Regions from separate parts of the Homo sapiens genome. Here region 1 is linked to region 2. A link is an interaction called in ENCODE POLR2A ChIA-PET data of the cell type or tissue named here. Cell type or tissue: OCI-LY7. All regions are shown on one strand.

Region 1 (8,000 bases), 160 kb after region 2:
GTGAGTGAATTTTAAAAAGCATTTAATGTAAAATGCATGTGTAGTTTCTTGTGTATCAAAGCCATGCTTTTCCTTAGATCAGCTTAATCGTCTCCTGTTTCCAATTTGTGTTAGAAAGTTCTGTGTGAAATGTGAACTCTAGTTTATATACTTACTAACAGTTAATGCGTGTCCCTTGGGATAATAGCTCTTGAGCTATCTTTGTGGCTGTCTTACGTAGACCATTTGAATCTTTCTCCTTTAATGCCAAGTATCCACTTTTCACGTGTAAATTGGAGATGTCACTACCTGCACTTGGACACCAGTGTGTGCATGTAATGTTGATTGGTGTCATCATGGTTTTTGGCTACTCTGTGATAATTTTGTTTTTCAGAGGCAAATTTTGTGAGGCCAAACTTCGGAGATTGGGTCTGTACATCATTCATTCTTTCAGTCAGTAAACATCCATTTAGTGCCTACTCTGTGTCAGTGCTAGTCAAAAAGGAACAGGGCAGGATTGCTGTCCTGGAATCATGTGCACGCATGGTACCCATGAATGGGTACTAACAACACAACAGCCACTTGAATGGCCTGGGAATGGGGCGTGGGGATGGGAAGGGGCTCCACAGATAGGTGAATTGGTCTGTAAAAGTCATCGCTGTACAAATGAATCCCAAACCAAACATTGAAAGAATGCACAGTAGATTCCCCCAGTTAGGGCAGGGTCATAGAGCATTTTGGGCAAAGAGCCCATACAAGGCCATAGAAGCATGAAACATATGCCACATTGTATGAATTTCAAATAACTTCATATAATGAGAGTTTGGGAACATGGAGAAGGTAGTGGAGGAAGATCAGACTAAAACTGATTATGAAGGACCTTACGTACCATGCCAAGGAGGCTGGCCTTCATCCTGTAGTCAGTGGGGAACAACTTCAGGAATCTCAATGCAGAGGTTTCATGATGAAATTTGTGCTTTAGAAATATTCTCTTGCAGCACTGTGGAGGTACAGATAAGTAGGAATGGAATCCAAGGCGAGAGGGTCACTCTGCTCCTACAGAAGTTCATGGGGCAGTGGCAGTGGGGAGATAAGGAGATGATGGTGCTGAGAGCCAGTTAAGAAATAGAATCCTCAGAACTTGGTAACTGATTGGTTATGAGTATTGAGACTACATGGGTGACTACATGAGTGATCTCATCAGTATATAAGTATATAAGTGCTCAATTAGATCGTGAGATCAAGGGGCGATATTAATGTAGGAAACAGAGAACAGAGAGAACCAATGATATAAGCCCTAGGAAGTGGACTTTTAAGGAGGAAGCAAATAAAAAGAAGCTTTAGAAGGAATGATCTGAGGGTATGAGGAAAACCTGAGGATAGGGTGCTCCACGAACCCAAAGCAGGAATCTGCAGAAGGAGGGAGTAGTCAAGAATGTTGAATACTTCAGAGGGGTCAAGCAAGGGTTCCAGGATGTGTCAACTGGTAGGTTCAGTAATCCTAGCAAGAGCAATTAGTGGGTGGTGAAAAATAAGAAATGAGATGGTTCATTTATACTACTCTTTCAAGGAGCTTAGATACTAAGGGAAGGAGAGCAAGAGTTGTCAAGGAACATTTTTTTAATATTCTTTTTCAAGGTTAAAATCTCAAGCAAGTTTACATCCTGGAGGATAGATATAATCCATTAGACAGGAAGAAGAAGGAGATAACTGATGGAATAATGTCTCTAAGCAGATCTGATGGCACGTAAGCTAGAACACATGGCAAGATTAGCTTTGGGCTAGACAAAGGACAACTCAGTTTTTAATAGATGGGAACAAAGGAGGAAAGACTGGGTGTGGATATGGATAAGGGATTGTAGGTCTTGAAAGTTGGAAGTTTGAGGGGTGTAGTGTCCATGAAAATAAGTGCTTAGATCTACAGCTAGAAGCGTAGTTGACTGATGGCCCAACTGCTGCCCCTCTGCAGCCACCCTTGCATTGTACTAAACTACAAATTGCCACTAGCGTCTCCCAGTCATGACCAAGCACAATAGGGGCTCCTATTTCAGGCTCATTCCTGTGGGACACAGGACTTTTCCAGTGGGCCAAATTGGCTCAAGAACTCCTATTGGCCTGAGCAGACCTTTCTTGGAACTGTGTTGGAATCCAAGACTTCCTAGCCATTCCTTCTTCCTTTCCTCTCCATGTCCATAGGTGTGGTTTGAAGGACCTCCCACATTCTGTGGCTTCCTTTCTCAATATATCTTTTGTATTTCTAGTTCTATCTTGGTACTTGCTTCTGGGTAGACCCAAACTAACATAAAGAATTTGGTCGAAATGTGTATATTATTAAGGTAATGCTAGCTGCTGTAAAAATAACTTCTCAGTTCAACAACATGTACATCATTCAGACAGAAAATTAGTAAGAAATGCAGGACTTGAATTGCATTTTTGGCCAAATGGACCCAATAGACATGTACAGAATTTTCCATCCAACAGCAGCAGAATGTAAAGTTTTTCTAGAGTATACATAGAACATTCTCCAGGATAGACCATATGTTAGGCCACAAAATTTAAGATTGAAATTATGTCTAGTATCATTTCAGATATAACTTCAAACCACAGTGGTATAAACTAGACATCAGTGACAGGAGGAATCTTGAAAAATTCACAAATATCTGGAACATAAACAACATGCCCCAGAACAACCAATGGGTCAAAGAAGAAATTAAAAGATAAATTTAAAAAATGCCTTGAGACAAATGACAACGGAAACACAATATACCAGAACTGATGGGATATAGGAGAAGCAGTTCTGAGAGGAAAGTTTATAGCAATATATGCCTACATTAGAAAAGAAGAAAGATCTCAAATGAATAGTGTGACATTACACCTCAAGGAACTAGAAAAAGAACAAACTAAAACCAGATTAGTAGAAGGAAAGAAATAAAAATCAGAACAAACATAAACTAAATGGATAATAGAAAAGCCACAGGAAGAATCAATAAACTTAAGAGTTGGGTTTTTTTTTAAGTAAAATTGGCAAACCCATAGATAGTCTAACAAAGAAAAAAGAAAACTCAAGTAAAACCAAAAATGAAATTGAAGAAATTACAACAGACACCTCGGGAATAAAAAGGATGATAAGTCCCTATTACGAACAATTATATGCCAACAAATTGGGTGGCCTAGAGGAAACAGATAAATTCCTAGGAAAATACAACCTACCAGGATTGACTCAGGAAGAAATAGAAAGCCTGTAACAGACCAATCACAAATAGATTGGAGAAGTAATGAAAAACCTCTCAACAAAGACAAGCCCAGGAACAGATAGCTTCACAGCTGAGTTCTACCAGACATTCAAAGAATTGATACCAGTACTTCTTAAACTCTTCCAAAAAAATAGAACTAGAAGGAATACTTTCAAACACATTTTATGAGGCCAGGATCACCCTGATACCCAGCCAGCCAAAGACATCACAAGAAAAGAAAATTTAAACCCAATTTCTCTGATGAATATTGGTGCAAAAAGCCCCAGTAAAATATTAGGAAACCAAATCCAACAACACATCAAAAAGATTACATGTCATGACTAAGTGGGATTTATCCCTGGCATACAAAGCTGGTTTAACATCTGCAGATCAATCAGTAGTGATACATTGCATTAACAGAATGAAAGATAAAAATCACATGATAATCTTAATTGACACAGAAAAAGCATTTGACAAAGTCCAACATCCTTTATTGAGAAAAATGCTCAATAGTGTATGTATAGAAGGAAAGCTTCTCTGTGTAATAAAGGCCATTTATGAAAAACCCACAGCTAACATTATAATACATGGGGGAAAACTGAAAGTTTTTCCATGAAGGTCTAGTATCAGGCAGGCATGGATGCCCACTTTCACCACTTCTATTCAACATAGTACTGGAAGTACCAGCAATAGTAATTAGATAAGGAAAAGAAATTAAAGGCATTGAGGTCAGGAAGAAGTAAAGTTATCTCTATTTGCAGATGGTGTGATCCTATATTGTAGGGGGGGAAAAAAGCCCCTGCAGATTCCACACAAAAAAACTGTTAGAACAACGAATGAATTCAGTAAAGCTGTGGGGTGCAAAATCAACATGCAAAATCAGTTGCGTTTTTTTTCATACCAATTACAGTCTGTTTGAAAAGAACATGAAGAAAATGGTCCCACTTAACAAAGCATCAAAAAGAACAAAATACCTAGGAATAAATTCAACCAATGTGAAAGATGTGTACACTGAAAACTATAAAACATTAATGAAAGAAATTAAGCACAAAAAAATGGAAAGATATCACATGCTCATGGATCAGAAGAATTAATATTGTTGAAATGTCCATAGTACCCAAAGCAATATACAGATTCGGTGCAATCTCTATCAAAATTCCAGTGACCTTCTTCACAGAAATAGAAAAAATGCTTCTTAAATTTGTACAGAACCATGAAAGACCCTGAATAGCCAAAACAATTATGAAAAAGCAAAACAAAGTTGGAGGTATTATACTTCCTGATTTAAAAATTATATTACAAAGTTATAGTAATAAAGACAGTATTATACAGGCATAAAAACAGACACATAGACCAGTGGAACAGAATAGAGAGTCCAGAAATAAATCCACGTATATATAGTCAACTAATTTTTGACAAGGGCACCAAGAAGACACAATGGGAAAAGAATAGTCTCTTTGATAGGATGTTAAGAAAACTGGATTTCCACATGCAAAAGAATGGAATTGGACTGTTATCGTATACCACATACAAAAATCAACTCAAAATTGATAAAAGACCTAAACATAAAAGCAGAAACTATAAAACTCCTACACAGGAACATAGGGGAATAGCTCCTGGACATTGGCGTTGGTAGTCAGCTTTTGGATATCACAACAAGAGCTCAGGCCACAAAAGCAAAATTAAATAAATGGGGGCTGGGCGCAGTGGCTCACGCCTGTAATCCCGGCACTTTTGGGAGGCTGAGGTAGGGGGATCACAAGGTCAGGAGATCGAGACCATCCTGGCCAACATGGTGAAACCCCATCTCTACTAAAAATACAAAAATTAGCTGGGTGTGGTGGCGCACACCTGTAATTCCAGCTACTTGGGAGGCTGAGGCAGGAGAATCGCTTGAACCCAGGAGGCCGAGATTGTAGTGAGCCGAGATGGCGCCACTGCACTCTAGCCTGGAGGACAGAGTGAGACTCCATCTCAAAAATAAAATAAATAAATGGGACTACACCAAACTAGAAAGTTTCTGTACAGTAAAGGAAACAATCAACAAAGTGAAGTAGCAGCCTACAGATTGGGAAAAAATTCCAATCAGTATATCCCAATATTCCAATGTACATCAGATATATTGTAAATCATGTATTTGGTAAGGAGTTAGTAGCCAAAATTTATCAGGAACTCATACAACTCAATAGCAAAGAACAAACGAATTACCTGATTTATAAAATGGGCAAAAGGCCTGAGTAGACATTTTTCTAAAGAAGACACAAAGATGGCCACAGGCATATGAAAGGGTACACAACATCATATCAGGGAAATGCAAATCAAAACCACTGTGATTTACCTCCTCACAACTGTTAGGATGGCTGTTATCAAAAAGTCAAAAGATAACAAATGTTGGTGAGGATGTGGAGGACTCTTGTCCACTGTTGGTGGGAATGTAGATTGGGTATAGCCGTTATGGAAAACGTTATAGAGGTTTCTAAAGAAATTAAAAACAGAACTACCATATATGACCCAGCCATTCCTTTTCTGGGCATATACCCAAAGGAAATGAAATCACCACCTCATAAAGATGTCTGCACTCCCATGTTCACTGCAGCATGATTCACAATAACTAAGATATGGAAACAACCTAAGTGTCTGATGATGGACAAATAGAGAAAGAAGTGGCTGTAAGTATACCACATTTGGTTTATACAAAATGAATATTATTCAGCCCTAGAAAATAATGAGAGCTTGTCATTTGCCACAACATGGGAAAGCCCATTGTGCTAAGCGAAATACGCCAAAGAAAGACATATTATATGATCTTACTTATATGTGGAACCAAAAAAATTTCAAATATGCAGAGAGAATACAACAGTGGTTACCAGGGATATGGGTTGTGGGCAGGAAATGGAGAGATGTAGGTCAGAGGATACAAAGTAGTATGAACAAGTATAGAGATCTAATGTGCAGTATGAAGACTATAGGTATGGGATTCATGCTAAGTGAGATTTTAGCTGCTCTTAACATAAAAACAAAAATAGGGTAACTGAGATGATGGATATGTTAATTTGCTTCACTACAGTAACCTTTTTACTATCTATATTAAGCCTATAACATCACGTTGTATACCATAAATATACGTAATAAAAATTATTTTTCAAAATAAAAAAATACAAGATAACTTCTCAACATTTCACTGTTCTAACACAAGTTTCTTCCTTATTCACATGAGGTCTTAAATGGGTGTTGATGAATGGTAGGTGACATTTTCCTCCTGGAAATCCTTCAGGAATTCAGATTCCTTCCATCTTGTAGTTTCTCCATCTTCACCATGTGACTCCCAGAGTTACTGTGCTTGTTTGCATCACATCAAGAGAGGGGGAAAAACATGGCAGGTTACACATGGAAGGTTTTTATGGAGTAGGCCTAGAAATTAGCATAGAAATTAGGCCTAGAAATTAGCATAATCACTTTCACTTATATTTCGTGGTAGAACTCAATCACATGTCACCAACTAGCTGCAAAGGAGGCTGGAAAACGTGGCCCAGCTGTGCACCAGGAAGAAGACACTATAAGTTTCATGGAATAGTCCCTGTGGGAAGTGGGAGGACACAGCTAATGCTATGAGGCCTGGATTTATCACACTGTACGTTTTATGTGAGATTTTTTTTTTCCCCAGGAGCTTCAACATTGAGTTCACTGGTGAAGTTGCTGAGAAAGCAGGTGGTTGAGTTTGAAATTCAGAATTTGGAGGTTCAAAACTGAATAGTTTTAAAAGGAAAACTTGGGCAAGTCTCCGTTGGAAAATGTCTTTTCAGTGTTTCGGTACATTTTGGGGTTGATATGAGAAGGGCATAGTCACAACATATGTCACTCTGTGTGTTGCTGGTTTTGGGTCCTGCACCTGGACAACCAAACAGGACTGGCCCCTTCGTTCCTGCTTCACGTTGGACCCTTCAGTCGGAGATAGTATGACTTACAGAGGGAGAGATGTTTTCAAACCCTGTGAAACCACCCATTGTTCAGATGAACCATTTATCTTGCACTTTTCTCTAATACAAATGAATGAACCTTGCTGCTTCTAGCTAGTACCCTTATTCACCTGCTCTTCTGGTGGTATGCAATGCTCATTACATTTTTTGCTTTTGCAAATTTGTCTCATTGTGTTTCCTTTGCTTAAAGTTGGCTGTTTTCTTCTTCCCTCTTCTCTTCCCTTAAATCATTGTCAATCCAAATCCTGGACAACCTGTCCTCTCAGGCCCAACTCAAATGCCATCTCCTCTGTCATTCTCCCCATTTACCACAGTTGAGTGCCTCCTGTCTTCCTGACACTCTTTGGGTCTCAGTTTCACCACTCAGGTGGCCCATGGCTGCCTTGATACTTCTGTATGAGTCTTTCACCTACTAGATTTAAAACTTGATGATAGAACTGTGACTTCCTAGTACTTACTTGCTCTTAGCACAATGTCTTACACACAGTACATTTTTAGTAAACAATTGTTGAGTGAAAATGAATAAATATTGCTTATTGTGGAGCAGATAGAATGAAGTTCAGTTTGGAGAATCAGTCTTGTGTGGCCACAGATCACATGAGGAATGTAAAAATTAAATAAATAAAACAAGCCTAAGATAATGTGTTAGAAGGGGAGAAAGGCCTGTACCGATTTTTTGCATCTCTAATGATCATAGAGATATGATTTGTATTATTTATGTGGGCTAGAAAAGGGGATCTCTATTAGGGCTCTGAAGTTTGTGAAGGCTCCAGCCACCCATCTGATGTTGAAAAAGTCAATTGATTGAGAA
Region 2 (8,000 bases):
GACAGAGCAAGGAGAAGGACTCCATCTCAAAAAAAAAAAAAAAAAAAGATACAGAGATCAAGAATAGAGGAGCAGAAGCCTGGAGTCAGCCAGCCCAGTAGAGAAACATGATCTCCTCCTGCTCAGTGCCCAGGCCAGAACCAGTTTTCTAACCAGAACCCACTGACAAAAGGACAGACTGAGTCTCCATGAGGTTGGGCTCTGTACCACCATGGCAAGAATATACTGTATTGATTCTCCCAGTCTTTCCCAAGACATCCTATGGCCACTTGCTCAGATAAACATATATTAGGAGAAGGGGACTACTCAAAGTACCACCATGGCCCTCCCATTGGAGTAGTAGTAAATGGGGAGGTTAGATAGTCGATGGAGTTCTCACCTAGTGCCATCTCACAGCAGGTTTCACTCATGCACAGACCCATCTCATGGTCGTTTCCTTGGTTCCTAAATGCATATTTGGAGTAGGCATACTTAGGAGTTGGCAGAAAGCTCACATTTGTTTATTTTTTGACCTATAAAATAAGAACTTGAGGTAGGAAAAGCCAAGCAGATGCCCCTGAAACTCTCCTCTGACCAGGACAGAAAATCTAAACAATATCAGCCCTGGAGGGGGTGGCGGGATTATTGTCACCCTTCAAGACTTGGGGGACTCAAGAGTGTTGGTCTTTGTTATATATCCCCTTTTAATTCAATAGATTCTCTCTCATATAAATTGAATGGATGAAGGCACTTGATGGTTAACTGCTCTAACTTAACCAAGTAGGAGCCCCAGTTGCAGCTTCTGTGCCAGATGTGGTGTCTTTGCTAGAGCAGATGAACACAGCTTCAGGACGTGGTGTGAGGTCACTGGTCTGGCCTGAAGGAGGATCAGAGGCAGTTTGCATTCACATGGGACAGACAACAATATAGATTTATAGTTTTGTCCAGGGCTATGTTAATTTTCCTGCTCTCTGTCACAACAGAGTCTGAAGGTACTGTTAGGTGACATGAAAGGCTGCTAGCTTTAATAACAAGACAGAGCTCGGTAGCAGGCCCAGACTTCAGCACTAGCAGCCTTGCCACTTGGGCCACATGACCAAAAAGATCTCTCAGCACTTAGAAGTGTCTGTGATGGAGAAAGACAATCTGTGGAGCCTCTGGCAAGTGCTAACAGAAAACATTTAGGGTTCTGGTGCAAGACCCTGCAGTCTACAGCAGAGAACCATAGACCATTTGAAAATCAGTTCCTGACATGCTTCTAGGCCCTGGTGGAAGCCAGACAATGCCAGGCTCAACAAGGCCTAAACTGCATGGGTCTTGAACAAGCTATTGCAAAATGAAAATGGTATATTTGGGATCAGGCTCAAGAGAATCCAGAGGGTACAAGAGCTTGGTTCGTGGGTGGAGTGGCTTTGTAAACTGTTACAAGCTGAAAATGGAATGTTTCCATACAACAGCCCAATTCAAGGTGTCTCAGAAAGAGTGGTGAGGGGAAATCTCTCTGATGAATAGATTCAGATAATGCACATCAGCATCCGTTTTGTGTGGAAAGAGAAGTGACCCAAGATAAAGCTATATGAGGACTCATGAGCAGTGGCAGATGGCTGAAGGAAAATTACAAAGCATATAATTTTCATGTTTACTCTTGATTCAGAAAAATGGTGTATGCTGGCTTCTTTATAATGTTTATATCATTAGAGAAGAGAAAAGCCCATTTCTCGGTGTCCCGAATAAGAAAAGAACAAGTTACAGTTGCATTCCATCTTTGCCAATTATTCTAGTTTATAAAAAGGGAGTTAGGACACCTTCCCTAACTAGGAAACAGTTGCAAGGTTATGTCCGCTGAATGACAGCCTTTGAGTCCACCTTTCTCAAGATGGGGCAGAACGGAGGACTGGCTCTTAACTATGCAGACTTTTGAAATACAAGTAGGAACTTCAGCAGCAGAAGCTGAAAAAATAGCATAGTTAATAGTTATTTAGATCTAATATTATCTTGGTTGGAAAACAAAAAAGACTTGCTTGAAAAATCTTTAAGTTAATTTTCATACCCTGTTTTAATTTATTTCTCACTGTTATATAAAAGAACCAACTAGTGAATTCAGGTATGCCATTGAGAAGAACACTATCCCTGCTCTTGCCAAGTGTTCCTAAGATAGACATGTAACCAGCAAAGCATCACTGCCCAGAGTGCTTGAAGAGCTCCTACAAATAAATAGGATAAAGTAAACCCCAAAGAGAAACCAAGCAAATAATTCACAGAAGATGAAAACCTGAATGGCTAAAAAACATTTAAAGAGATGCTCACCTTCAATACTAATCACAGAAATGCAAAGTAAAACAGTGGCAAAATGTTCATCATACATTACTAAGTATTGGGAAGGTTGTGAGGGAATTAGAATTCTCATTCAGTCCTGATAGAAGGGTAACCATTTTGGAGAGCAATTTAGTAGCACCCAGAAAGTTGAAGTTTGTACACCATACACAGATTAGAAATACTAAGATACAAGTGCACAAGAATAACTACACAATAATATTTTAGACATATTGTCATAGAAAAATAGTGAAGCAACCTAAATATTCATCAACTGGGGATTGAAACATAATTATGATACATTCCTAGATGGAAACTATGTAGTGGTTTACATGTGAATGAGCTAGTTCTACAAGCATCAAAATAGGATAAGTCTTGGAAACACAATATTGAATAAAAACAGCAAAATACTATTTATTTAAACATTGTAACTACCCCAAACAGCACTACAGGCAATATTGTTTGTGGATCCATACATATACCATAAAATTCAAAAGCATGAAAAAGAAATAAGAACCAACTTCAAGAGAATAGTTAGCTCTGGGGTGGAACAAAGAGAAGATTCCAATTCTATCTGTAATTTTTTCATACCTTTAAAAAATCCTACAGGGCATGATGGCATGCACCTGCAGTCCCAGTTACTCGGGAGGCTGAGGCAGGAGCATCAGTCGAGCCCAGGAGTTGGAGGTTACAGTGAGTTATGATTACACCACTGCATTCCAGCCTGGGAGACAGAGGAAGATCCTGTCTAAAATAAAAATAAAAATTAAAAAAAATCTGAAGTAAATATGGCAGAAAGCTAACATTTGTTAAATATTGACAGTGGGTAGTTTTATGTTTGAAATGTTTTGTCATTTTAAAAAAATAATCAATTCATTAAATTAAAACATATGATGCAATAAAGCAGAGGGAACACCAGGCCTGCAGCAGGGCAGCTATTCATTGTGGGCTAGGGCAGATGGGTGGAGGGACTCAGGAGAGCCAATGGGGCCCCCAGCTCAGTGTGGGTTGAGAGCTGTGGCTGTGGAAATGAGAATGGCACAGGAAGCAGGTGAGCTGTAGGGAAAGTCACCTGGCCTGGGTTGGATACGGCCAGGGTGGAGGAGGAAGGGCTTGGGCTGTCCGGGTCCAGCCAAGTCAGGGCAGGTAAAGGGGAGGGCATGTGGGCTGAGGGTCAGAATTGCCCAGCATTAGATGTTGGGGCACCCATGGGGATGCCTCCCTTCCCCCGTCTCCCCCCAGCCCCTGTGTTGCTCTCCTGCCTCCTCTTTTTCCAGCCCCCTTCCCTACACAGAAATCGTCTTTCCCTTTCTCCAGCTATCCATCATGGGCACCCCTCTTTTGTCTATATTATAGTATCTGTGTCAACATTAATTTATTTATCCTTCTGCCTCAGCCTCCTGAGTAGCTGAGACTACAGGTGCACATCACCACACCTAGCTAATTATTTTATTTAAATTTTTAAGTTAAATTAAGTTTTAAAATTTTTTGGCTTCCAATTCCCCCATCCTATTCAGCAGCTGTTGAAGGAAAAAAAGTCTTCCCTTTTAATACTTCCCTTCTAAGACTTTATTTCAGGTCTTTTCTAGTGGGCTCAGTACTTTACAGAAATGATTTCATTTAATTCTCATTTTTAAACAGTAAAGAAAAAGAAATAACCTGATGAGAGAGTTTAGCCCTGTGCTACGGGTTATCTCCATCTATAGATGTGAAACTGAGGTTCAAAAAGGTGAAGTCACTGAAATAGGGTCCACAAAATCGCCCAGTGGAAACTTAAATTCAGCCAGCTTCTAGAGCTCAACCGCGGGGCTGATGGAACCATGGGGCTACAAGGGAAGGGTTGTCCCAGACCAGAAGTCTGAAAGGGGCTCTGGAGCATAATATTTTACTCAGTGTTATAAGTTTTACGAGTCCTGTTTTCCTGTAAATTTAGGACTTTGTGACTTTTCAGTGTAAGTGCTTAGATGATTCAATTTTCTACACAAAACTGAATTTTATTTGGAAGGTGTCACATCATTCTCAAATATGAAAAACTGTATTGTGGAAGAAACATCAAACATCTAATAAACCCATTTCAGTCTCTCTCTCTCTCTCTGTCTCTCTCTCTCTGTCTCTCTCTCTTTCTCTCTCTGTCTCTCTCTCTTTCTCTCTCTGTCTCCCTCTCTCTCTCTCTGTCTCCCACACACACACACACACACACACACACACACTCGCTCACAGGCACCCACACTTCCGGATCTACTAACCTAGATCAGCAGGCTAAAGGGCTTCTCAGAGACTCCCCTCAGCATTAAGGATGCTAATTGCTACTCTAGCAGTTACTGGAAGATCAAAGGCCCGCCCACAGAGCAGAGCTGCGTTTCATCTTCCACAGACCAAACACTAATACTGCCCATCCCCCGCCAGCCTCTCCCCTCTCAAGCTGGCGAGTTGGACCAATTCCCTTTCCTCTTCCTCACATGCTCTCCCCCCGCCCCTAAAATAGCTCTGCGCCAGAAATAAACACTCAAAAATGCTTGCGGAATGAATGGAGAAAGGTAACTTCACTATCGTTGTTTCCCTTCTAATTACCACGGCTTGTCGATGGATGTGCTTGTTTGTTTCTGGTAGCCATTCAGAAACCCATCGCAGGGAATCCTCTCCAGTCCCTCTCCCAGGAGCGGGAACAGGAATTCTACAGCCTCATCATCCTTCCCTCTGGCACCAAAGGCCCTGGGCATACACCACGAATCCCCGTCCCGCACTCTGGGTCCCAGCCCTCGTGGGCTGCGTGGTCACTGGGCTTTCACTCAGGAGGGTTCCAGTTTTGCTGGAAAGCAGCTCTATGGAAAAAGCTTCCCCTTTCCTGGGGCAAGGCATTGCCCTGCTGGGGTTGGCACAATAACAGGAGGAGTGGGGGGCGGGGGGGTGCCACGCATGGCAAAGAGGAGTCGGCACAACCAAAGACGCCCGGTCACTCTGATGATGTCAACTGTCTGGCTCTGAGATGGGATAAATGAGGTGACCCTCCACACTCCAGGGACTTCAGCAAAGCTGTTCCTAGTTCCATGGAGGCGAATGAGACTGAATGGCAGGACAAGGAGCCCCTCAGTGTGGGGTGAAGAGATGAGAAGTCTCAGACAAGAGGCTTCCTGAGGAGCCTGGGTCAAGGGCACTGTGATGGGGCATTCTTGGTGGAACAGGTGTATCAGTGCCCCTCCCCCGCAGATGGATGCCCATGCACTGCAGTGGGTAGCTGGAGTCTTCAGTTAAGAAGCTGCCCAGCACAGAACTGGGTCCCCCTTCATGCCATAGTCTGCTTCCTCCCTGACCTGTGGAGAAGGAGCCTCTTTCCACTGCCATCCCAGACAGTCAGGCACAGCTCTTACAGCTCTAGTCACCAATGAAGAGCAGAGGCCTGGCCCCACATTCACACTTGGCTCCTTGTCCTGGGCTCCTGGAGTGAGCTCAGTTCTGTTCTCAGCTCAGCTCCTGCTGCCAGCTCAGAATCTCTGTGTCCTGAGGGGCCACAGGTTTCCCAGGCCCTCCCCATGATACTGAGCCTCCTCACTCTGTTCCTGGCCTACAGAGATTTCCATGTCCTCTTTCTTTCCTTCTTTCCTTTCTTCCTTTCCTTCTTCCCCCAATCCCACCTTCCTTTTTTCCTTTCCTTTCCTTTCCTTTCCTTCTTTCTTTCTCCTTTTTTAATCATGGTTTTCCTCTAAAGAAGTGTTTCTAAAACCCACGCCCACCCTTCCACATCTAGCTCAGTTCCTTGGTTCAAGGTTTTTCTCCCTGGGCCCATTATCAGTTTCCTAACAATTTGCCATTTCCCACCTCTGCTCTCTCAAATCTGTTAGGGAACGACTGCCAAGTGCAGTCTTCTCCAAAAGTGGTTCTGCTCATTGCATGTCCCTACTTAAATGCCCTTGATGACCCCCATTAAAGACATTACTATTTAAGCTGTGTTGAGGATCCCCAAGTGGAGGTATGTAAGTGAAATATCAATCCAGAGTTCTAATTTGTGCAATTTTTCTCTCTGGGCAAATGCACTTGGCCCACCAGGGTCCAAGTTGCAGAAAAGTCTTAAGAGACTGAGTACAAGATAGGAGATAAATGAACAGGTGTTGGCTTTTGGCCACCAAGCCTGAGAACCCTTAACCCAAGTGACCATTCCTAGGTGAGGTGCTGGGGGAAAAGAATGTATTCCCAGGGGTCAGAGATTCAGGATGCACAGGTTTCTTCTAGGAACAAAGGTTGCAGGATATTTGACTATAATATAGTGCAGAGTCACCTAAATTGTCTTCCATCTAAAATCCCTCAAACCTACCATCCCTTTTAGTGCCAGCTTTCTGGGCTAAAAACTGAAGGGATGAGCAGGGTGTGGTGGCACATGCTTGTAATCCAGCCACTTGGGAGGCTGAGGTGGGAGGATCACTTGAGCCCAGAAGTTTGAGTCCAACCTAGGCAACATAGTGAGTGAGACCCTGTCTCTAAAGTATATATATATATATATATATTTAAGTAAAGGGATAAGAAAGTCAAGTGAAAGATGAGAAACATCCAAGCTGCTCTCGTAGAGGTGATTGTCAGACCCCGGGCGTTCCTTTGCCGCAGTCAGCAAGAAGACAGAGTAGTCCAATTCTCAGCAGCCGGAAGGTGCCTCAGCACCACAAGCCAGGCCCCTGAGTCAGAGGAAAGACCAAGGCTGAAAGGAGAGAGAAGAATGCGTTTGCTGTAGAGTTCACCTGTGAAGCACGCCAGGGAGCCCTTATATGGAAAGGCAAGATTATAGGGAGGCGCTTTTCTAGATGTCAGTTTCATTCTAGTGACAGCTATCCCTCATTTACATATTCAGGCCGATAACCTAAGGGAAGGTAAATTACAGCTGACTCATTTGTAAATTGAACAGAGAAAGTCCCTTCTCCTTAGCCAGCACTCACATTTGGCCCCTAGCCATCAGACCAAGCATGAACTGTTCACCTCTTGGTGAACACACCCTAAACATCTCTGCCATTGCACTTTTGCTCATGCTATAGTCAGCTGGGTGCCCTCCCTTCCTCCACTTCTCTGGCCTTCATTTTAAAAATATCACCCATCCTTCAGGACCCAAGTGAAATGCTACTTTGGACATGAAGCTTTCCGTGATTGTTTCGTCCTAAATGATTTTCCTCTCCTGGGTTCACGTGGCCCTTTCAACTTGCATTTTGTTCATTTTGTTTTCCACCACATCCTACTTTGTGATGGAGCTATTTGTGTGGGTCTGAGGGCACCAGTGACTTCCAAGTGGCTAATCCCTGTCCTTATCTTTCTTGGTGTCTTAAAGGTATTTCTTTCTTTTTTTTCTTTCTTTCTTTCTTTTTTTTTTTTTTTTTTTTTTTTGAGACGGAGCCTCACTCTGTCACCCAGGCTGGAGTGCAGTGGTGTGATCTTGGCTCACTGCAACCTCTGCCACCCAGATTCAAGTGATTCTCCTGCCTCAGCCTCCCGAGCAGCAGGGATTACAGGCGCCTGCCGCCACAGCTAATTTTTGTATTTTTAGTAGAGATGGGGTTTCACCATCTTGGCCAGGCTGGCCTTGAACTCCTGACCTCATGATCCACCACCTCAGCCTCCCAAAGTGCTGGGATTACAGGCATGAGCCACTGCACCCAGCCTTAACGGTATTTCATACTCTTAAATATACTTTCCCTCTTAAAATTCTTATCACTTCGGCATCTGTATAGACA

The links. ChIA-PET counts read pairs that join two places held together with the same protein. Peaks named below come from ENCODE experiments on the same cell type or tissue, not always from the same donor. Only the 100,000 strongest peaks of a DNase experiment are listed, where the experiment ranks them.
Region 1: POLR2A ChIA-PET joins it to region 2 with 5 read pairs; 4 of 35 experiments call an interaction of 5 or more read pairs at or near these places.

The regions. Positions count from the first base shown.
Region 1 is chr6:90,254,982-90,262,981 of GRCh38, reverse strand. The region is part of intron 2 of BACH2 (BACH transcriptional regulator 2); the gene reads left to right. Among named protein-coding and RNA genes, the nearest start is that of BACH2, 38 kb to the left of the region's middle. In OCI-LY7, no CTCF peak of the experiment used is centred here; no DNase peak of the experiment used is centred here; H3K27ac peaks cover 806 bases.
Region 2 is chr6:90,410,654-90,418,653 of GRCh38, reverse strand. No RefSeq gene overlaps it. Among named protein-coding and RNA genes, the nearest start is that of MIR4464, 100 kb to the right of the region's middle. RefSeq lists enhancers at 3,953-4,894, 4,895-5,836, 6,858-7,217. In OCI-LY7, no CTCF peak of the experiment used is centred here; DNase peaks (open chromatin) are centred at 4,093 and 4,563; H3K4me3 peaks cover 1,073 bases.